3 separate regions of the Homo sapiens genome follow, and all the other regions are linked to region 2. The links are chromatin loops, found by intact Hi-C in ENCODE. Cell type or tissue: Caco-2. All regions are shown on one strand. Links, peaks and the distances in the headings refer to the core of each region. The heading gives the core; the rest is flanking DNA.

Evidence for each region. A loop is a pair of places that touch in the nucleus more often than their neighbours do. Peaks named below come from ENCODE experiments on the same cell type or tissue, not always from the same donor. Only the 100,000 strongest peaks of a DNase experiment are listed, where the experiment ranks them.
Region 1: a loop joins it to region 2, with 5 times the contacts of the local background. A loop is called at or near these places in 6 of 110 quality-filtered maps.
Region 3: it touches region 2 in a loop (3-fold over the local background); 5 of 110 quality-filtered maps call a loop at or near these places.

What each region holds. Positions count from the first base shown.
Region 1 is chr2:200,314,983-200,322,895 of GRCh38, forward strand. All of the region lies in intron 1 of SPATS2L (spermatogenesis associated serine rich 2 like), which reads left to right. Among named protein-coding and RNA genes, the nearest start is that of SPATS2L, 12 kb to the left of the region's middle. RefSeq lists a silencer at 6,884-7,178. In Caco-2, for the core only: no CTCF peak of the experiment used is centred there; a DNase peak (open chromatin) is centred at 4,077.
Region 2 is chr2:200,402,706-200,410,618 of GRCh38, forward strand. All of the region lies in intron 3 of SPATS2L (spermatogenesis associated serine rich 2 like), which reads left to right. LOC101927741 (a long non-coding RNA gene) reads right to left here. Exons shown (of 7, transcript XR_007088047.1): 7 at 1-2,671. Among named protein-coding and RNA genes, the nearest start is that of SPATS2L, 100 kb to the left of the region's middle. RefSeq lists an enhancer at 2,655-3,854. In Caco-2, for the core only: no CTCF peak of the experiment used is centred there; DNase peaks (open chromatin) are centred at 3,076 and 3,466.
Region 3 is chr2:200,348,869-200,356,781 of GRCh38, forward strand. All of the region lies in intron 2 of SPATS2L (spermatogenesis associated serine rich 2 like), which reads left to right. Among named protein-coding and RNA genes, the nearest start is that of SPATS2L, 46 kb to the left of the region's middle. In Caco-2, for the core only: no CTCF peak of the experiment used is centred there; a DNase peak (open chromatin) is centred at 3,923.

The DNA of each region.
Region 1 (7,913 bases), core at 1,231-6,230, 87 kb before region 2:
TAGTGGACGTTACCATGCGACATAAAGAAATAATAAAATAAAATGTGATTACTAGAAAATTAAACATCACCTGTGTGCTCACATTATAGTTCTGTTGGACAGCATTGTTAGGGAACATCTCATTCCCAGGAGATGCATCCTGTACGAGCCAAGCCCACGAGCTTTTTGAATGATTAAGTCAGCCCTATTGGCATAGAGAAGTAGCAGTTGCTCAGTTTTTTCAGTCCAGAGGTATGAAATGTTTGGATAAGATTCAGAATTGGAGAGACAGCTTCTGAACGCTATAGCCAGGAGTTACATGTACAATGGGCATAGTGTGGAAAGCACTATTAAAGCACATCTGTCTCAGCAGGCCCACCCAGCCATCATCAGAAGTGGGAGGCAGGAATTCTCGTGGTATGGTAGAGGAAGGATTTGAGGTAGACAGGAGGAACAAGGGAAGGGAAAGTGGAATCACATTCCCTGGAAGCCTCCTATTTGTGAGGCACCAGCTGAAACCCTGAGAGCCAGGTCTCTGAGATTCCCCATCCTGCCGTTGATTCTTCCTAGTGGGCTAAGTCCCAACTCCCCTACTGTCTGGCTGTAGGATCCTGAACAAATTAATGAATCAACGAATCTGGAGTCCGAATATTATGCACACCATACAGTCATAATGTGTCAAACAAAATGATGTGACCCACACTGATAAGGGCTCTACAGAAGTTAGTTATGCCTTAAGACACTGAGGGCAGTAATCTGTGGATGAGTTGGCCTGAAGGGCTTTGAGGGAAGGGCATACGGACTGTCAGAAAGACCTGGAAGATAGCACCTGTTGCCTTAAGAGATATGCAGAGCTTCTGGCTAACACGGTGAAACCCCGTCTCACCAAAAATCCAAAAAAAAAAAAAAAAAAAAGAGCCTGGCATGGTGGTGGGCACCTGCAGTCCCAGCTACTCGGGAGGCTGAGGCAGGAGAATGGCGTGAACCTGGGAGGCAGAGCTTGCAGTGAGGGGAGATCGTGCCACTGCACTCCAGCCTGGGAGACAGTGTGAGACTCCATCTCAAAAAAAAAAAAAAAAAAAAAGAGATATGCAGAGCTTTATGTGTTCACGATGGAAAAGCCAACCTGTGATAGGAAACCAGATCTTACCAGGTTGGATCAGGAAGGGGAACCCTCCTGGAAGAGGTGATGGGAAGAAACTGTGACTATAAAGAGAACAGTCCAGTGGGATTAGATTCCAGTGAAATCTGATAGGCAGTGTGACTCAGTGTCTTCTCTAGTGGTGGTTTGCCTGCTGTAGTCTGTTGGACTCTTAAATTCTGAGAACTTCCTCTCTTGGTTTCAACCTGGGCGGCTGTTTTTATTTGCTTCATGAGTAGGCATTTTGTATAAGATTTTGTTAGGGGCAAAGGTTCTTGTGCTAAAAACAGAAGTTTGAAAGTCCTACATTATAGAAAATGGCCTGAGAGGAGTGGTAACTACCTTGATGTGATTATTTCTCCCTCATTCGCAGGATCTAGGACCAGTTTAGGCCCTTTCCAGAGGGCATACAGCTTCCTTTCATCTGAGGCTTAGCGACTTCGCGGACCAACCATGCAGTTTGCCTTGTCCAGGTAGTTTAGCCAGGTAGCCATAACTCAGTCTTGTTCTTGGGTAAACAAGTTTTCACTTTTGTACTGGGTTCCACCTTGTCTCCTGCATTCCCAAGTCCTGGATTTGTGTTCTTGTGGAGGGACCCCAAGTTGTCTTAGTTAAGGATCCTGTCATGTTTCTCCAAGCCTTCTTGGGACAGTAGTGTCCCTAGGGTTGGGCCACTGCTACTCCCTTCTAGGCCTCTTTAGTACTGAGAACTACCAGCAAGGGTCAGGAAACTTGATAGATATTTAGAATTGAATAATTTGCCTGGAGCTTGGCTTTTCCCTGGCTCCAGACCCCTGAGAGCAAATATTCTTGCTAGTTTGCAGTCCCGCTGGTCTCTGAGTCCCATTTGTACAACTTGGAAGGAGAAAGGAAGACAGATATAGGGCTGATTTTCTTAAATTATGGTGCATTCATATCTTTGTCTCTAGTGGGAAGGTTGGTCTTATGTGTGTATGAGAAAGGTGGCCGCCTTTATGTTGTGGTTTCAGAATCCATACTGCTGAAAAGGGCACTTCAAATATCAAGTTTCTCTTTTTTGCTCTCCAATATGTGAAAGCCTACGTTATAAAAACTCTATTTAGTTTCCTATGACCAGTATGATTTAGAAGAAAAAGAGGACGGGCTTTGGCACTTGAAAGACCTGATTTTGAGTCATGCCATTGCTGGCTATATGAATTTGAGCAAGTTATTTAATCTTTCTGGACCCCAGTTTTCTCATGTATGAAGCAAAGTGAGTAACGCCTACAATTCTGTTATGATTTTGTTGTGACTAAATAAGATAAAATATAAAGTGCCTGGCACCAGGGCCTAAAATGCAAATGCTATGGAGGTGGTAAGTCAAACTTATCCTCATATCTCAGTATATCTCAATTCACCCTCCTTATGTTGAATAATTTTATAGACCTTTCCCTGAGACTGATCAGGAAGAGGATATGAAATCTGGGGCAAGGGGCCCAGATTTTACCCAGCCAAGGGTGACAAAGGACCAGAAGGAAGTTGCCTTCACATTTTGCCTAAGTCCCATTCTCCCTATGCTTTGCATTTGTGAAAATATTCATCTGAGATTATAGGTACAGCATGAAGCCTTGGAAAAAAGGCATGTTTACATCCTCTGCCAGGATAGCATAACAATTAACAAAGCAGGTTTTTGAATCTCTGAATAGTCAGGTGCACTGCCATCAAAATAAACTTTTATTTCTATTCTTTGCTGATAGATTACAAATAAAGCCACTAAAATATCCTGAAAAAGAAGATTTATATATGAATTGGACACCAGGGACAGATTTTTCACACTTATTTTGTTGGAGCAGTTTTTTCCTTAGCTGTGGGTGTTTGGGAAGTTCTTTTGTTGTAGCTTTTGTTGCTTACAAGAGGGAAAAAGCTTTAGTATGCTAAGGTAAGAATGATTTTGATTGGAGGCAATATTGTTCTCAGTGTGGGCTGACTTTCACGTATTGTAGTGATTACCAGTACATAACTGAGAAAACCCATTTGTTGAAGTGCTGTAAACAGCAGAGAGTCTGATCTCACATACTGCCCTGATCGACAAGTGTTTATTGTAGGAATGTGGTCAGTCCTGTAATTTTTTAAGGGAAAAGGGGAAGATGTTATGCCAGTCACTGTGATTGCAAATGCCCTGATCTGGCAGGTCTTTTTCCTTTCTCGTTTATTTCTCCTGTGGAATCTGAATGGTGGATTCAGTACATGTACTGAGCTTCCAGTGACTTGGTCAGCTCTTGATGCAATTGATCACACCACTGTAATTCCATACCCTCAATTTTAGTGCCATATCAAAATCATGAACACTCAAGGAGACCATGTAAATCTACGTCCTCAAAAATTAGAAATAATGGCATTAAAAATGTTATTTAGTGCTGGTTTGTAGCACTGAATATATGAACTCATTCATTGTTCTGGTACTCCCTGAACAAGAACTGTTTCGGTTGCAGTGGATGATATCAACTAAGGTTTCCATGGCAGCACTAATTTATAATATGAAAACTTTTGTGGAATTTCACCTTCTGGACTCTTCTCGATTGCATTTAAATTTACATTTTCCCCTCATTTATTAAGGTGAGGCATATTTAGATATTACTTACATGTGTGTACTAGGAGTATCTTCATGAAACTCAGTGATAAGAAATTACACGTGTAGAAAGCAGACAATGGAAACGGAAAATGGATACTGTGGTCTAACATCTCACCAAATGCAGGAATTCTTTCCACATTATCCCAGTTGCCATTTGAACCAGCCAGGAACGAGGAGTTTGGTCAACATTTTATGAAGCCAAATAATGCTAATGACAGTAGTCTGCAGTGCTCCGGACCCTAAGCCCATTTCGATTTGGACTTCATGTTATTTGTGATTGGACCAATACTCCATCAAGCACAGGTGGACACAGATATTTGTAAAACCTCTTCCCCAGTGGTGCACTGAAACCTGCCTCCCTGCAGCTTCCCTGTTGGTCTTCCATCCGCCCTTTGAATGCCACAGAATAAATATGCACCTTCTGTGTGGTCGCTCTTCAAATATTTGACCATAGCTATTGTATCTCCTCCTCGAAGTCTTCTCCTTTCAGGGTTATGCAGTGCTAGTTCTCTTAACTGATAGTTCTCATCCTGTTAACATTCCTCTAGGCACCCACTACTCTATCAATGCCATCTTAAAAATAGTGCATCTGGCCGGATGTTATGGCTCACGCCTGTAATCCCAGCATTTTGAAGGCCGAGGTGGGCGTATCACTTGAGGTCAGGAGTTTGAGACCAGCCTGGCCAACATGGCAAAACCCCGTATCTACTAAAAATACAAAAATTAGCTGAGCATGGTGGCGTATGCCTGTAATCCCAGCTACTCAGGAGGCTGAGGCAGGAAAATTGCTTGAACCCCAAAGGTGGAGGTTGCAGTGAGCCAAGATTGCGCCACTGCACTCCAGCCTAGGTGACAGAGCGAGACCCCACCTCAAAAAAAAAAAAAAAAAAAAAAAAGCATCTTGAATGCAACAGCCTACTCCTGACTGAGTATTCTGAACAGTAGAAAACACCAGGCTGCTATTCACTCCCTTGATCAGGGCACTCTTTTATTAATCTAGTCAAATATTGTGTGGGCCTCACATGTAAATCAGGAACAGCACATTGTTTGTTCACATACGAAGCTAAAGAAAACTTCCAAGCCTTTTTTCCTAACAACTGCTACAAAGCCAGGTCTCCTTTGTTCTTTACTTGAGCAGTGAATCATGTGTGCCTACTTAGAGGACTTTACATACATTTATCCTTCTACATTTTGTCTCTTTTTGTTAAATTATTTTTCCTCTTTATCAAGACAGCTTTGAATTCTAAAATTTTTAAATTCGATATATTAATGATGTTAGACTCTTACTTATTTATCAATTGCACACTTGGAAATGTTACTTTGTCGTTGATAAAATGTTGACCAAGACAGGCCAAAGATAGGGCCCTGTGACATTCTGCAAGAGAATTATTAACATCAGTATGTGAATTTTTTTTTTAAACTAGCTTGACAGTCTTTCACTTGTTTACTTTGTTATCCAAGAGCATAGAGTCAGGGAAAGACTTAGTCAAATGCTTTAGTAATGAGATCATTATTGGTCTACTTATTGCCACACAGTAGAACTCTATGATAAAGAATAAGATTCATGAGAGTAATTTTTAGATTGCATTAATTTTTCTTCTGAAAAATTTCTTGAAAAAGCATATCTAAGTCACCTTATTTTTAATGTATCTAAGAGAAAATAATTTTGTAAAATAAAATCAAACTTCACCTATCATTTCAACTCATGAACTTGTTTGGTTCAAAGGAATTGCTATGTAATACATCATTCTATTCTCTTTACAGAATCATTACTCTTAAAGAGAATTGGTGGGGTGACAGGAAATTACTCCATAGGTGTCACTCCAGCACATCATGATATTCTCATCTCCTGGGACAGAGTCGTCAGGCTGAGGCATGTCCTAACAGTGTGCCAGCCTGTGTAGATGGCTCCATGACAGTATCAGTAACGTGACCATGACAGAGAGAGCTCTGATGGCATTGTGTCACTAATGGATGTGTTTTCACTAAGCTGAAAATTCTGTATTATTTGAAAAGAGGTTTATTTTTCTTCCCACACAAATTATTTGACTCTCATATTAATGTCAAATAGCTGTCAAGTAACACATATGGTGCTTTCTGTGCTATATTTTATTGTACTCATGTACAAAATAGTTTTTTTAAAAACATGTTCTCTGCCTTGGACTAGATAGAAAAAATAATTTAAAAGAATAGTATTCTTAAGAAACACAAATCTATAATATATCAAGGAATAAATGAGTGCTTCATAAAAATACTAGTATTTGTGTCTATATTTTTCAGAGTACTTTCATGCATTTTCTTTTTTGAAAAAAAATCTGATGTTAAAAATAATACATACTCTTTGAATTTGGAAGCTACTGAAATGGATAAAAAATTAAAAGTCAGCTCAAATTCCACCTCTCAGAGATTGTCACTGTTAGCATTTGGTGTTTCCCTTTCAGATGTGCATTTGTGTGAGGTTGTGAGTGTGTGTGCATGTGTATATTTGTGTGTTTTAAACTAGCTCTTGGTGGACCCAGGACGTTTGTACAGAAGAATCAGCATGACATAGTCGGTAAAGAGCTTTGGAATCAGGCACTTGGAGATTTCAGCTCTGGCTATACAACTTACGTAGTGACTATGAATTCCTTAAACTCTCTAAACCTTAATTTCTACTTCTATAAAATGAGGATAATAATACTATATACCTAGTAAGTTTATTGTAAAAATTAATAAGATAATGCAGATAAAGTACATAGCATGGTTCTTGGACCATAGCATATGCTCAGCAAATGTGAACTATTTTTATTATGCAGGTTTTCTTTTCTGCTTTCTTCACTTAAATTATAGGGTAAAAATTTCCTTGTCATAAAATATTATTTGAAAAATATTTAGAATGACTGCATAAATTTCAGTATATGAATGTGCTTTAATGTTATTCTATGGATAAACAATTTTTAATTTATTGTGATCACAAAGAACACCACAGCTGATATCGTTTACATTATGTTTTGTGAATAGACAACAAATTCAAAGTGAATTACTAATCGCATTTTATGGAGAGGCAGAAAAAAACTTACAGTTCTTTAGTGTCTATTAATGTTCCAGGTTATATGCTATGTTCTTTACAATAAAATTCTCTTTAACTTTCACATCCCCTTTGAGGTAAGTCTGTTACGCCCATTTTTCAGATGACAGAGCTCTGAGGGGAGATAAGTCATTCGCTCAAGGTCACAGAGAGATAGTGGTGGTAGAGATGGTGTTTGAAGCCAGCGTCAGATTTCAAAGCTTATGCTTTTTCCATTCTGGCATGTAGTTCATGCCTATCTTTTTGAGGCTTGCAGAATGAATAGTTAGCATTGTGCCTTCTACAAAATGTCACTTGGTGCCACATGAAAGATAGGATACTTGGCTGGAATGCTTGACTTACTCAATATAGTACCTCTTGCGTGTGTGTATTCTTATATGTTTTGGAATCAAGCCTCATTAAAATAAGGTGTTAACTAAAGGAAATGAAGCATTGATATGATTATTTGATGAAAGGAAACCTCAAGGAAGAAAATATTCATTGAGTTGATAATATGAAACTCTTCTTTGTTTTAGTTGTACGGACTAAGCCAGAATCACTTATCTCCCCAGGAATCAGGGTATTTCACATAAGTCAGTTTAGGAATTAAGCAATAACAACAGCCAAAGTAAATTGATGCTGTCAAAGGAATTGTATGTTTCATTACTTGTATATCAGGGGTTGAATGTAAAAAAATACCTCTTTAGCCTTTGCTGTAAGCTGATACATCAGGAAAGAGCTGTAATAATTGCTATAGGTATAAGTATAGGTATACGAGAGACAAAGTATACTAGGATAAGCCCTCAAAGAATTATTTGGTGAACTGACAAGTTGTCTTTAAAAAGTCAGCCATTCGGAACATTTCTCTTGGCAGCTCTCAAATCTGACTTACAGTGTGTACTGTGGCAGCCAATTTTGTAGGAAAAATGCATAATTAATGTGAAGATCAAGGTACAGGTATTGCCAGTCAGTACCTAACACACAGTTTCTTAGAACAAAGGAGCAATTGAAGTTGTCTTTTGATAGGGTAATCCTGATTTGTCATTTTGTGGGTTTCAATTCTTAGTAAAAATGGGGGAAAAAACCCAACTCTAGGAGTAATATTTCATATCTGAGAGGTACTTTGTTGCAGAGTTTATAACCAACTGTTGTCTAGT
Region 2 (7,913 bases), core at 908-5,907:
GTCTGTGCATTGTGACTGACTGAAGAAATGAATGAACCAGGTATTAAAAGATTAATTTCAACTTTGAGGGAAGTTTTTATGGTAATACTCTAGCCTCTGTACTTGGCCATGGCCTACACAAAATTCAAATAACAAATCTAAGATATAGAGGATGTCAACTGATTTTTAAAATGATACAAAATTGGAAGGAATGGCTGAAACATTCCTGTTTATCATGGGGCAAAATGCAAGGTTCTAAAACATAACAGTTGGCTGGAGTGATATGTCAGAACTTACATATTGAAATTTAAGAAAGATGAATATAAAATCCTACCTTTGTGTTCTAGTCATTGCACAAGTAAAGGCCCGGGGACACTTGTCTCAAACTCAACGGAAGGAGAGTCAGTAGCAAGTAACCTGCATTTGACCTAGTGATTAATTAATGTGGCTCCTAAAATTGCTGATGCCACCTTAGACTCCCTTAATGGATAAACGGGGCCCAACCAAGGCAGGTGCAGGTCTCACAGTCCTCTGCTCTAATCCAACCACTTCTGGAGCAATGTGCTTCTCTTATAGCAACATATTTTAACAGGATATGCTCAGGTGAGCTTGATCAGATAGTAAAAACTTAGGAGGCACAGCTTATGAAAAATTGCAGAAGAGCACGTTTACTCTATAAAGATGGAATTGTGGAGAACACTTTAGTTCTTTTTAAAAAGCAAAGGGCTGGACTGCAGAAAAGGGGTTATACTTACACACCAGCAAGCAGCACTGGGACCACATACTGGCAATGTCTAACATCCCTTCTCTGAGCATGTCCTTATCATTGACCTCTCTCATCTTCTAATTCTCTTTAACATCTGTTCTTTCTTGTCCCTTAGCCTTTCTCTAGTGTTCCAATTCATCCTCCCCCTTCATAGACCACAGATGCCTTCATCAGACACCTTAGTGATACTCAGCCCCTATGTTTCTGAGCCCTAAAATCTACCACTACATTTCTTACAGTTCAGTTTGTAACTATGGATGATTGCTTTGCTCCTGCTTCTGGCTTGTTGAGAATTGCTGGGGAAAGCCATGCCGATCGGCACCGTAACAGATCTGTGCAGTCCAGCACCATGGACCCACAGGCCTGCTCAGCATTCCATCATTCATCAAGGTCATTTCCTATCTCATTTCCATAAGGGCAGCTCTAAACCTTTCTCCACTTTTTAAGCCCCAAAGCGAATTCTAAAACTCTCACGCAGAGGAATGGTTTCCATAAATTTTCCCCTTCACAATCTGAAATTTTTATTATGTCTTCACTCTCACTTCTCCTTTTCTCCTTTCTCTGAATTCTTAGAAAAACAGAAGAACCTCCCTTCCATTCCACATGGGTTTTGATGACGTTTCTCTTATTTCCAGTGGAAGCTTGTTTCATAATTTATCTCCTCTCTTCCCCTCTTCTAATTCTTTCTCACTGCCATCTCCTTCCCTCTATCAGTGAACACGCTCAGCACTTTGGGGAGATTAATTGTGCAATGACTGTTTTAAGACAGATTGGAGAGAGGAGAAACCAAGCCAGAGAATCCCATTAGGAGGCCTTTTCCAGAGTCCAGGTGAAAGATAGGGGAACCTGTCTGGGTTAATGAAAGAAAGAATAGGGAGCAGGTAAGATTCAGAGAGAACGTTGTTACCAGAATGATGTGCTAGTTATTTATGACTTTGCCTTATTTTCCTTACTCTTTTGTCAGCTCGTTGGATGCAAAGATTGTGTGAGATTCATTTCACTTTCCCTCACAAAATGTGGCTTGAATGAGTGAATGGCTAGAATTCCCCCAAACCTTTGTGGAGAGGGTTGCCATCTGGAAGGTATATTTTTTTAAAAGGTAATAGTTGGTGGGATAGGGAAAGACATCTCCTTATAAGGAGGGAGGAAGAGAAGTGTAGGCCTTTGTTTCTCAAAGTGTGGTCCATTGCATTCATTTCCAGTTGCTGCTGTAACAAACTGCCACAACTTCAGCAGCTTAAAACAACACACATTGATTATCTTCTAGTTCTGGAGGTCAGAAGTCCGAATGGGTCTCATTGGGCTGAACTCAAGGTACTGGTTCTGGAGCCCTGGGGAGAATACTCTTCCTTGCATTTTCTAGCTGTTAGAAGCTGCCTGCATTCCTTGGTTCGTGGCCCCCTTTCATCTTCAAACCCGGAGAGGCTGGCCAAGCCTTTCTCTCATTGCATCACTGTCCCATTGACTCTCTTCCATCTCCATCAAATTATAAGGACCCTTGTGATTATACTGGACCCACTGAGATAATCCGGGATGATCTCCCCATTTGAAGGTCAGCTAATTAGCAACCTCAATTCCATCTGCAAATTCAGTTTGCCATGTAACCTAACATGTTAACAGGTTCCAGGGGATAAGGCCATGGACGTCTTTGAGGGGCCATTATTCTGCCCACCACATCCCTGGACAAGCAGCATTTACATCAGCTGGGAGCTGATTAGAAATGTAGAATTCAGGACCCACCCCAAGCCTCTGAATCAGAATCTTCATCCCAATCAGATCCCCAGGTGATCAGAATATATTTTAAAGTTTGAGAAGCCACAACTAGAATGTTTCTAAGATCCTCTCCACTTTTACTTCCCATAATTCTATAAAAACTGCATTTTTTTCCATCTTCAAATCTGCATTATTCTTTCTCTTCCTGGTTTCCTGCCAAAAAAAAAAAAAGTTAGTTTTGATTTGTACCCCTGGTGTTAATTCCCCAAAAGTCAGCCAAGTAGAACATGACAGCACCTCATGCATATTTTTTGCTGGCAGGAAGTAGATGTTAGAAAAGGCAATTAAATTATGGAATTATCCATGATGTGAAGGTACTGGTCTGCAAAGAGTATTTTCTTCCCCAAGAAAATTCATAGGAAAACTACCTCCATTACTGTGTAGATAATATTAGTGGCCCAGCAAGTGAAGCAAAGCATACACAGATGAGCTGTTTTTAAGGCATCTCTGAATGGCTCAGCATTTGAGAAATGTGACCAAAGCTGATTATAAAACTCCTTTCAAAGTTGCAGGAACGGCAAACCCATAAATAACTCCAGTTCCCATTGGTGTGAGGAGGAGGTTGCTGGCTGCTTGATTGCTGTCCTTATCATAGGGGATAAGGTTAAGCTCACCTCCAAGATTGCAAGCTTCTCAAGGAAAGAGCCAGCCATATGCTCTGCCTGGCACCCAGGAGGCACTCCATACATTTTGGGCTTGAATCCATTAAGCTTTTTAATAGTGTGTAATACTTAATTCTTAATTAGAGATGCACTTAAAAATGGATAAATAAAACTAGAATATGTCAGTAACCATCTTACTAGACTCCCTGCTTCCTTTTACTCATTCAGTGAGTCATCCCTTTTACAAACATTTATGAATCATCTACTGAATGCCACCCATTGTTCTAGACCCTGTGGATATAAAGATATGCTCCCTGTCAGTAGAGCAGGAAGTCACATAAGTAAATAATGGTGGCAATGTCAATGCTGGAAGAAGTGTGTGAGCAAAGGTCTCAGGCCTCTCTTCTCCCAGCTGTCATGTACATTCTAATGGGACTTATATTTAAAATCTTCCTTTTCTCACCTTTGCCAATCGGGATTATTTAGCTTTATTATTTTTATTTCCAGCCCCGGCTATTAATGTTGCCTCCAGGCACACCATACTTGCTCTAGAAAATGAAACCCTCTCAAACTAGCACAAGTTTAAAAAAAAAAAAAAAAAAGAGGTTATTATTATAAAGGTCTGGCAGCGTCTCATGAGACTTCAGGAAAAGTTAAAGGAGCAGGAAGGAGAGAAAGTGAGGCAGTTGCAAGTCCAGCCTCTCTTCATCTGCACTCCAGCTTCTCTCCCTTTGTGTTGAATAGCTCAGACCTTCAAGGCAGAGGGTCTAATTGTTTCACTTTGTCTTTTCTAGCCAGGCCACTTCCTGACCACTGTAATTCATTGTCACTGTGTTCTGATTGCTTCCTTCATAGCACTCACTTAGCACAAGTTGCAGTGATATATTTTAATTTCTGTGTTTATATCCGTTTCCCTCTCTAGTTTTGGCAGTGACCATATCTGTTTTGTTACTGCTGTATCCAGCCTCTAGTGCAGTGCCTGATCATAGTAGACATTTAGTAAATAATTAAATGAAAGAAGAAGAGGGGGTAAAACCATGTTAACCACCCTAAAGATAGACTTTCTCATTGTACCAGTTACACCATAGAGAAGGGAAAAGTGGGGACAGAGTCTTGGGTCCACTGACCCCTTAGCAAGTCTGTGGAGGTAGGAGGTTCTCTAAGAAGAAGGGTAGACAAGGTAGTCTCCCCCAAATACGTCTTGACCAACATTCAAGCCACATGGTCTTTCCACTTCAAAGCCACACCTGGAAGGACCCCTTAATGCAAATGCTCCCACTTTTTTCTTTTTAAAATCTATTGAGTAGCTAATATATGCCAAATTCTATATGAAACACTTTACAGGCATCATCCCTTTCCATTTTTACATAGGCTCTAGAAGATAATATCCTCATTTTACAGCTACAGAACCAAGTTTCAAAAATTTAAGTGGTTCACCCAAGGTCATAGAGCTAGCATGTAGCAGAAGCAAGATTAGAACATAGGTCTGTCTAACTCCAGCGCTCCTTCCATGACATTTGGCTCTCTATAAAGTACTCACCCTTACTCAGCAAAGTTAATTCCTTCTCTGTAGCACCACAGTACCCTGTTCATAAGGACAGTACAACACTTACTACCTACTTTTATTGTAGACATTTCTGGCTCCACTGCTAAACTGTGCCTCCTTACAGCAGAACTGTATCTAGTTTTTCTTTGTATCCTCAGCTCCTGTCATTTAATGGGGGCTCAACCAATGTCTGTCTGCTAAGCTGAGCCTTGGAAGGATAGACAGGCAGTTACTGTGCTTTTTCATATTTTTAAAACTCCACAAAATACCATGAGTACCTTATTCTACAGAATTAAAATTGTAAGAATGTAAAAATCTCATAAATATTCCTCCAGTCTCTGTTATTGAAATTTAAAGAACATATATATGTTCTCCCTACCCATATTATGCTTAATGACATCAATCAAGTGAGACCTGCCCACTGTTATCATGAGTGGTAGATGCAGAGTGCTGGGATGGTCCACACAAGATGGTGGAGTCTTCCTTTGACTCAGAGCAGCCGCCTGGTGTAGCTATAAGTTGGCATTCTCTCACTCAACAAATATGTATTAAATACCTACTACATGCACCGTATTAGTCGCTTGTGAATGGGCATGGTGATTATCCAAAAATGGCCAAGATGAGGATTCTGCCCTCACGTTGCCTACCATCTGGGAGACACGACACACACACAAATACTGGAGCTATAAAGGAAAAGGGGCTAAGACACTTGCTGACCAAGGGCTGCAGGAGTTGAGGCAAAGGTGACCTCTGGCAGGGGGTATGGAGAAGGATTTCATGGAACACATGGCATTTCACCTGGAATGTGCAATTCAGACATATCTTGGAAAAGCCCGGCCTGGGGGTGGGGGTTCAAAACTGGGCATGGGGAGCTTGTCTGTGAAGGGGTAAAGTCAGAGACATTTAGAAAGCAAGTTGGAGCCCAATTGTTGCTGGCGTTGAATGCCAGGTTGCAGATAATGAACTTTATTCTTAAGTTCTTAAGGAAGAGGGTAAAATGGTCACGAATATACTCCAGGAAGAGCAGCTGCCTGGGACTGAATTGCAGGGGAGAGACTGGAAGCAGAGAGAACAGTTATTTTATGTTTATTTGATAATGCCGGGTCTTTGCTGATCACACAGCTGTGTGGGTGGATTGAAAACTTTGGTCAGAGCCACTTTGGAAACTCAGACATAGTTTAAGTGACTCATCAGGAAGCCAAGAAGAATTTCTAAGGGTCATCACAGACAGGCTCAAAAGATGCACAGTATGAATGAGGAAATCTGTTAACGGCTCTTAACCAGACAGCTCAGGTGCAGAGAAGGCAAGTTAGTTTGGGAAACTGAAACCAAACAACGTCCATGAAAGTCACACTGCCTCACTGCCCAGTTAGTGCAAGCAAAAGGCCAGCAGGGCGGGCCTGAGGCGCCATGGGGCAGAGCCTGCGGAGTCAGATAGGGAAGCCCCAGAGAGAGGAGAGGATCATGACTAAAACACTCAAGAGGGGGCATCAAAACATCATGCTGTTTCTAGATAGCACATGGACTTTGCCAAACCAGAGTGAAATTAGCAGAAGCAAAATACGGGAACATAATTTTGGGAAGGTAAAGCAGTTGCTAAATGAACCGCTAACTAGCCATCTTGACTGTCACCCAACAGCGGCCGCCTGGTGGGACCACTTTGTTTATGGCATGAGAGTCCTTTAGCGGGGCAGTCAAGTGCAGCTTCAAACGGTGGCTTAGGTGTTAGCCTGGGCTGTGGCAATGAAGTAAAAGGCTGTGTGAAGCTGCGCCAGAAACAGCCTCTGCAAAACAGCCGCTGCGGGCGTGAATTTTATGAGTTCTCCGTATGCAAACTACTATTAGTCACGCATTGATTGATCCATTCCTTCCAGGAGCATCCGTCCTCAGAAGCTTGGTTTCCAACTGCAAAGGCAAGCCTTTCAGCACAACCTCACTATAACTCTTCCTTGGTCATCCATGCCTTATATTTAAAGCTCTGCATAATGAGGGCTTTTTTTTTTAGATTAAGATGCTTAAACCCTTTTTGATACCACTGAATTATGAGGAGTGACACAGTGAGGTTCCTTTATTTTTATGTGCACATGTGAGTTCACACAATTTCTCCATCTTTCTCAAAGACATTTCCATAGGAAAATAAACATAGTGAATTTATAAATAACAGGCTGAGAAACAATGCCGCTGTCTCCACATTCGCCAAGCCAAGTGATTAAAGCAGAAACAGAGGTTGGCCCAGAAATTTACTAGAATTCAACATTACTATGTAATATCCAAGTATAAGCAGAAACTATTTTTTTCCCCTTTTTCTGTAAAACTTGGAATACCTGTCCTAATTAAATGTCTTCCTCCAGGAATTGTATCTGATATTCAGTTAGATTTGATATCAAAACTCAGTTATTGACAATTTTCTAAGGATACAGTCAGTGCTAGGATATACAAAATGACAAGGATAGAAAATGTTTTCTGTGCACATCTTACCATGTGTTTTTTTCTTTTGAAGAAGGATAGGCAAGAGTAGTATAAACATCTAAAAAGGAAGTATCTCCACAAGTAGTGGTTTATTTTGTGTTTTGCCTTAACATAATACAACATTGTGTTTTGCAGGGGAGAGACTGGAGGCAGAGAAAGCCATTATTTTATGTTTATTCCATAATTCTGGGTCTTTGCAGTTCACACAGCTGTGTAGGTGGATTGAAAACCTTTGTCTAATATAACTATAATGTACTTAGTATAATTAATATTATATTAATTATATTATTTAGGTGTGCCTGATGTGGTAATAATGATGGTGATGATTAAGAAATTTTATGTAATATGAACCCATAGTGGCTTGAAATAAATGCTAGATTTAAAAGAGCTATATTGGAAGGGTAACATAATCTTTAGGTATAATTCCAGTGCACTGGTAACAATGAGGCAAATAATGTGTATTGTTGAACACATTCTGTTAATGACCTTCCTGGGCTGGATGGAGGGATTTTTTTGTGTTTTTCTTCCTCCCCATCTTAACCTCTCTCAAAAACAAAACAAAACAAAACAACAAAAAAAAACCCAGCTCATCAAAAGGATAGTTGAGGGTTGCTCACAGGATCAAAATCCTTTGCACAGCCTTGTAGGCCCTGTACGATCTGGTCCCTGCCCAGTTCTGGCTTCCTCTTGTACTCTAGAAGCCTACCCTCTGCCTCCCTCCCTAATCATGTCCAACTCCTCCCTTCTCATCCATGCCTTGCCCCTCACTCATGCTGTT
Region 3 (7,913 bases), core at 1,116-6,115, 54 kb before region 2:
CCCTGAGTTTCATTAAGAAAAAAAAAAAAAAAATTTGCATGTGAAGAAGTTGAATTTGGGTTGGCTCTATTCCTTTCTGACTATGCTTTTACTTTCTTGTGTAGAAAAATGGAGAGTCAGTATTGGCATATCCTAGGTGCTTTTACTATCTTAGGATCTTGTCCTGTACTTTCGGTGCAAATTTGTTTAAAACAGCCCTTTTTTAAAAAGAAGAATGGTGTTATTGCATCACATCTAAGAATGGCAGCCACTTGCTGAGAGAGCAGAAGGACCCTGAGAAGTCAGCAAAGTCTCAGGCCTGTAGTTGGCATCACGTTAGAGACCACCAGCATTCCGTCTGTCACTTTAGACCTTCTGGAAAGAGTGTTCCAACATCTCAGAATAGCAGGACCCTAGGGTCATAAGCCTCCAGTTTACAAATGAGGAAACCGAGATCTAGAAAGGAGAAATGACTCACAGGCTACATCAAGAGTCAAAGACACGTAGGCCGGGCATGGTGGCTCACACCTGCAATCCCAGCACTTTGGGAGGCTGTGGCAGGTGGATCGTTTGAGGTCAAGAATTTGAGACAAGATTGACCAACATGGTGAAACCTCGTCTCTACTAAAAGTACAAAAAAATTAGCCGAATGTGATGGCACATGCCTGTAATCTCAGCTACTTGGAAGTCTGAGGCATGAGAATCCCTTGAACCCAGGAGGCAGAGGTGGTAGTGAGCTGAGATGGCGCCACTGCACTCCAGCCTGGACAACAGAGCAAGACTTCGTCTCAGAAAAGAAAAAGAGTCAAAGACACAGGCAAGAGTGAAATCCAAGGTTCTCAATGCCCAGGTCAGGGGAATTAATGACTATACCCTGTTTATCCTCTAACCTTCTCCTTCTGGTCTCCTGTTAATTGCCATTCTCATCCAAGCACTGAAGGGCAGGAATTCATTCCTTTCAGCAAATTCAGTTTGTTGGAAGCCACCTTTTACTTTGTCCTCCCACCAAAGTGTCAACATCTAAATGTCTTCCCACTGTGGTCACTCCATTACCCAGGAATGAAATTCACATCTCCTGCCTGGGGGTCTAAGAGTAGCCACTGCCCCAGGCTATTGAATGGGAGAGAGCTGGAGGCCTCACTGTTAGTGCCCAGAGAGACTTCCTCCTAGGCCCTTGTTTTCAACCTGGACCCTCAGCCTGCCCTCCATAATGCCTGGGGTCTCAGCCTCTTGGGTTCAGTTTTCTAGAGAGGAAACCACATATGTCCCACAGGGTTGAGAGGGATGGTTGCGTGGCTACGGTGAGTGAGGTGGGTCTGTTCCCCCTCTCAGCCTTCCAGGGGTTCTTTGGTGGCCAGACGGCTGGCTTCTCTGTATTCTTATCTGTGGGCCCTTAAGTCTCAGTGGCCTCTGCTGAATCAAGTTCCTACTCTTTTGTCTGCTTTCCTTCTTTCTGAATGGTTGTGTCATGCCTCAGCCATTTTTGTCTCATCTTCTCATTTGTTGTCCTTTTGGGCTTATACCTTTTAAAAATTACTTTCTCACCATCCAAGCAGGTTTTGGAAGAAAACAGATCAGCACAGTGTTAACCACCCCCACCCCATGTTAATAGCCATTTTAAAAAATATATTATTTAAATTTTTCTCTCAATGCAAATTTCTAAATTTAAATTTTATTTTGATTTCATTTTATTTTTTGAGATGGAGTCTCACTGTGTCACCCAGGCTGGAGTGCAGTGGCACGATCGTTCACTGCAGCCTCTGCCTCCTAGGTTCAAGCGATATTCGTGCCTCAGCCTCCCAAGTAGCTGGGACTACAGGTGTGTGCCACCACACCCAGCTATGTTTTTTTGTTTGTTTGTTTTTTTAGTAGAGATGGCGTTTCACCATGTTGGCCAGGCTGGTCATCGGCTCCTGACCTCAAGTGATCTGCCCACTTCGGCCTCCCAAAGTGCTGGGATTATAGGCATGAGCCACCATGCCTGGCTTAAATTTAAATTTTAAGTAGACCTAAAATCCTGTGGATAGTGACTGACTAGGGCTGAGTGTGGTTAATTTTTTTTTGTTTCCTTTGGAATGTTGAGGCTCTTGGCTTCAGCAATACAGAGAATGGGTGAAGCAAGTGAGGAATTACCCTCCACAAAGATCACACCATATGTTCAGTCACTGCCAAGAACCTTCTGAAAAACAAATCTTCTCAGGTTTTGTGTTATCACCAAAAGTTAACCTCACAGCATGGTTCACAATCATGTTTATGCAAGTGTTTTGAAAATGAAATGCACCACTATGAAATCAATGGGTGGAAAGCAGTGCGAACTCTGAGGGAGAAGTGCATTTGTGTATTTCTTCTGTAGCTGAGCACTTGCTGGGAGGGAGTGCCAAACATCTCAGTGTTTGTGTTTTTAGATGCACTAACCAACAATAGCAAGCTTTTCTCCAAGCATGTAAGTACCGGGAATACAGAGGAATGATGTTTGCTAAGTGAATAAACTTAATGTATGCTAGAAGATTTTGTGACTATAGTAATATATTTGCAGTAAAAACATTTGAAGTTGAGATACTTTTCAAAATCCTGAGAAATTAAAATTAAATGAATGGCACATATTTTGTTTTGCCGAGAACTAAACTGTCCCATTAAAAAAATAAATATATTACCTTGTCAGTAACTTTTCTCCAACACCTGATGTATTTTGGTTAATACTAAATTATTCCTGGTGTTCTGACACGCATAATTGTTAACAAAGGGATTCATCTAATACAATATTCAGAATTGATGACTGATTTACATAGCCTTAAACTGAAGGATGGGGCATAAAAATTTTTTTATTCACTCCTCCCTTCAGTAGCGAGGAGTTATAGATTGAGATTTTTTTTTGATGCAACTATAAATCAACCTTGTAAAAACATAGCTAACAATGATGTAGTCTTTGGTATAAGGTTTCCCTGTTGGCTTCTAGAAATATCTGAGGGTTTTGGTTATAAATCCCCTGCTCCTTGACACGGCTCTTTAAGAGGGTGGAAGCCCCCTGTGCCATTTCAGTTCTATCTTGTCAATCTGTTTGAGTGTTGTTCAGTTAATGGTTGCTTTCTATTGCCTTTTAATGGATTCTAAGAATGTTGCTATATCTCTTTTCCAGTCTGTTTGGCTACCTTTCTGGCTTGGGTAGTTTCCCATTTCAGTGTACATCTCAGTTTACGTGCTTGAAGAAAGAGCCAGAGACTGATGGGTGTTTGTGTCTTGCCTTTTGCTTTTTGTAAATGCCTGACAGTGTAGCAATGCCTCATGGTTTACAACCAAAAAAGGTAGTGCTGTATTTGTATTCTGAGTTTCTTTTCTTGTGTGAACAAAACTGACAATTTAAGGGTGATAGAAAAGGGCATATACTTAAAGACCATAAAATGAGTTTTTGCAGCTCTATATAAAATACAAAATATTTTGGTTTTGAGGCTATATAACCAGCAGTTTTTATATATATATATATATATATATATATATATATATATATATATATATATATATATATATGGTAAACAAGCTCGATTTTCTCTCTCTCTTTTAAACATTATCCCAAATAACAGGCTTAACTAGTTTTCACCTCCACTGTATTGATCATTTGCTCTGTTACGCAGACACAGCTTAGGATCTCTTGTGAATCTGCTAACCTGCTGCTTTTTTTTTCCTTTTTTAACCCTTAGCTCTAGAATAGCTGGATTTAATGGCAGGGGGCCTTAGCCTCTGTTCCTGAAGGCTCTTTTCCTCCTGCTCCCTTGGAGAGGGAAGCATTATTAATTTTTCCCCTTCCCTTTTGATTATAGGAAAAATCAGGTAGACAGTAACTCAGTGCCAGCACACCTGAATTCAGGGTTCAGCTCTGCAGACAATTGCTTTCTTGTTCCTTAGCCTCATGGGCTGGTGAACAGCGAAGGTGAAGGGGTAATGAATTCCTCTAGGTGCTGATAAGAGCTACATTCCAAGAGGATTAACAGCACAAAAACCTGCATGTATGAGGGAAAAAAATGAGAAAGCAGGGGAGGGGAACACCCACATTGACACACATGCACAGCCACACAGTGAACTTTCTAGTGTTCTCAAAGCCACATTCCAATTTTAGCTGCCCAAAGTCTGAACTACTCTGACAACAGCATCTACATGTTGTACATGGCATGTACTTTCTTTAAAAGGTTTGGGAACATTCTTGCTGTGGTTCTGAGAAAGGATACTCTGGTAGCAGAATGACATCTGGCCTCTATCAAGGACTTCCTTGATCAAAACACAGAAAAATTTTCAAAAATACCTTGATTTTAGACTTTTCAACCTAGAGGAGCAAAGAAGAGGAGATGAAAAAGTCCATGTAATCTGTTAACCACATCTGAGAACAGTTCTGGAAATGGAAATTTGGCTCCATTTAAACTTTCCTAAAACAGCTTGATCGCTGCGTTGAAATTTGGGATCTTGATTGTGCAATCCAAGTGGAGGTCCCTTGTATGTGTTTTGACGGATATATTTGGTGAAACTTAAAGGCAGTATCATTCCTGTCTGCTAATCAAGGGCCAGAACCAACCCACACACATCTGCCTAACTATTCCTCACTGCCTGTTATGAAAATAAACCTCTCATTTTTCAAAAGAAGTCACTACCCCTGAAGCAGAAAACAAGAAGAGCAAATGGATGTGGTCCCTGGATATTTCCACCCTCTTCCAACCCTTTACCATTCCCTACCTCCAATAGCTATGATACCCAAAATTTTCAAACTTTGAATCTAACCACCCTTTGTTTTGCCACATCCCCTATTTCACAAAGAAATCTGACTTAGTTTAGCTTATCCCTAAAAAAAAAAAATTCTGAAGGTATTTGCCACTCAGACCCATTGTCCTTGAGAAATGAACACATAATCAACTCTTACTGAAGCAATGACTTCTACAAGTACTGTGCCGTGGTCTAAAACAGAAATATGCACCACTATTGTAGGAAACTACAGCTTTTACATTTTCTTGGCAGAACTCTGGTCCTCTCTTTATAGTGAGAAGAGAACATTCCATAAATAGCAAAGTGGGCCTTCAGTTAAGTTGTCCAATCCATATTTTGCATGGTGGTGTCCATTGGAAATATACCTTCTTGATGTCAGTGAGGGCTTAATGAAGTTAAACATTTCCCAAGTAAGTTTGTTTTTGAGAGGAATCACTTCAGGAAGGCATGTTGGAGCAAACTTAAGCTTAACTAACCATGAATAATTATTTGCCTCGGTCTGTAATTTTAACAATGTGAATCATTAGCTCAGACCCTGTCATTTATCCCAAAGAGGGAAAGATGCATAGCCAAGACCATGGAATTTAGTGAAGGCTCTCTGCTCTGAATAGAAAGGGGTGTTGATGTTCCTCGCTCTCATACAATGAGATGACTTTAACTTTACCCTGTGATCCTAGAAGTGGAGCCATAGGTCTTGGACAGTGTAGCCAGCCCTAGTAAAGAATCAAGTTCAGGTCGGGCGCGATGGCTCACACCTGTAATCCCAGCACTTTGGAAGACCGAGGTGGGAGGACTGCTTGAGGCCGAGAGTTTGAGACCAATCTGGTAACATGGTGAAATCCCGTCTCTACTAAAAATACAAAAATTAGCTGAGCATGCTGGCTGGCACCTGTAATCCCAGCTACTCAGGAGGCTGAGGCAGGAGAATCGCTTGAACCCAGGAGGTGGAGGTTGCAGTGAGCTGAGATTGTGCCATTGCACTTCAGCCTGGGCGACAGAGCAAGACTCCGTCTCAAAAAAAAAGAGAATGGAGTTCAGCCTTTTCTTCCCACTTACCCACTTCATTCTCGTGCCTTTCAAGCCCTCACCATTGCGAGAGGCTAGCTGTTGCCAAGGATTCTTATTCCTCTCCTTTCTTCCCATTTGGAGGGATAGTTTGTAGAAAATACAAATAGCTTTTAACTGTCTGTAGATGTATTTTAAAAGCGCTTTTTGGGATACATCAGAAAATATTTTTCGATTTAAGAGAAAATGGCCATGAGTTTGTTAGTTATTTGCTGTGCCTGAACAAACCAGATTTTAACAACAAAGGCAGTACCTTTGACATCTTGCCAGGGTTGTGTTTCGTAGCTATACATGACATTTAGGAAATGTCAACCGTGAATGACTTTTTTTTTTAATTGTAGTAAAGTATGGTTGGATATACGTACAATCCCTGACTTACAAGAACTTGACAAACAGGTTTCCCGTAGACATAAAAGGCCGCCCTTCCTCTATCTCTCCCTTTTCAGACATCTCTTTTGTTTCCCCTCTTTGCCCTTCACCCGCCTGCTGTCTGTCCCCCTCAATGCCAGAGCCACTGTGGCACTGCTGTGGAGACCGCCTGTGGAAAAACTTGGCCCTTCTGGAAAAATCGTGGTTTCTGGAATGGAAGGAGAAGCTGTGCAAAAGACACAGTTAGGGGGTCTCACCCCAGACATAGCCTCTGGGCTGGACCTGGTGGGCTCCTCAGTATTTTCTCTAATGTGGTGTGATTCTTTCTACCTTCATTTACTTTGATTCATTTGGATTTACAAGTATCCTTTTTAAAAATCTGGATGTCTGTGAGACAGATAAGGAGGACAAGCCCCATTCATTGTCATGTTGCTGTGAATTGGGTCAAGCTATAGCAACCACACACACAAACACACAAATCTCATATGCATTTAGTGATTTCTGTTTCACTCTTTACAAAAGGTTTCCACACACGATTGTTCTTCACAGCTGCTTTACAGATGGTGAGACTGGGAGTCAGAGAACTTGATACATTTGAGTTGCGGAAAGCAGGACTAGAAGTTCTGAATTGAGTTCTCCTTCCATTCCGTATTCCACTGTGTATACAAATATGTTTATGCAGACACATACATCTATGTCTTTTTAAACAGTGAAGCAAACACATTTGCAGGTAATTAGAAGACAGAATATAATTCAGACAATTTCAGACTGTCTCTGACTTCAGTATTATGCTATTTTATAAGATCCTTACACCTGGAAGGTGAAAATTAGATGACTGAGTCTTATTTCATAAGGAAATAAAGAAGGTTGTTTCCTTATTTCCAAGTCTTTAGAGATTAAGATTATCGTGTGTACCTGTAAAACACACTTAAAACCTGAATGTTAAGATTTTACAACTTGACTGAGAAATATCTATGTAATGGTTGACTAAATAATTAACGGAATTCATGAATTATATTCCTGTTTACAAGTCAAAGCCCAACACTAATAGTACATTTACACCTGTGGTTTTGAATTTCTTATTTGAATTACAAGTCAGTCCACGGTAAATGGGTATTATGTGTATCTATCTATAAAGTGTATTGGAATTTCAGACCAGAAAGTCAGGCTCATTATTCATATGAAAACCTTTCTGATCAAGGCCTAAATAACACAGTTCTGAAACTGAAAATGATAAACATGCATAAAAGCACATTATACAGGTCTGTTTATAGTAATAATAATGATGGCACTAAACAGATTTGTCTCACTGGCAATGAACATACAATGGGGACATCATAAGAGATGAACTAGTGCCATTTTCTGAGACAGAAAATTCTCACATTTTACATAAAGCCAGAAGTAAAAAAATGGTTCCAAGAAAAAAACATGTGTTAAGAATTATAAGTGTTTAGCTTAGAAGGAGGGAAAAAAATGGGTTATCACAAACATTGCTTTTTTTTCTCCCAAAATATAGAAACATTTTCCATTCTCTGACTACATGATGTCATGCTCTGGATCAAAGACATAGTGGAGGAAATGGAATTATGCAAATGAGCAATATAACTTATCAACTAGATTCAATAGGAAATAAAAATCTGAGGATGGCTTGGTAAATGACTAATAACGCTTTAGGGATCATGGATGTCAGCCTATTTTGTATAACAGAATACTCTAGATTGTGTAGTTTGTGAACAGAAGTTTATTTGGCTCAT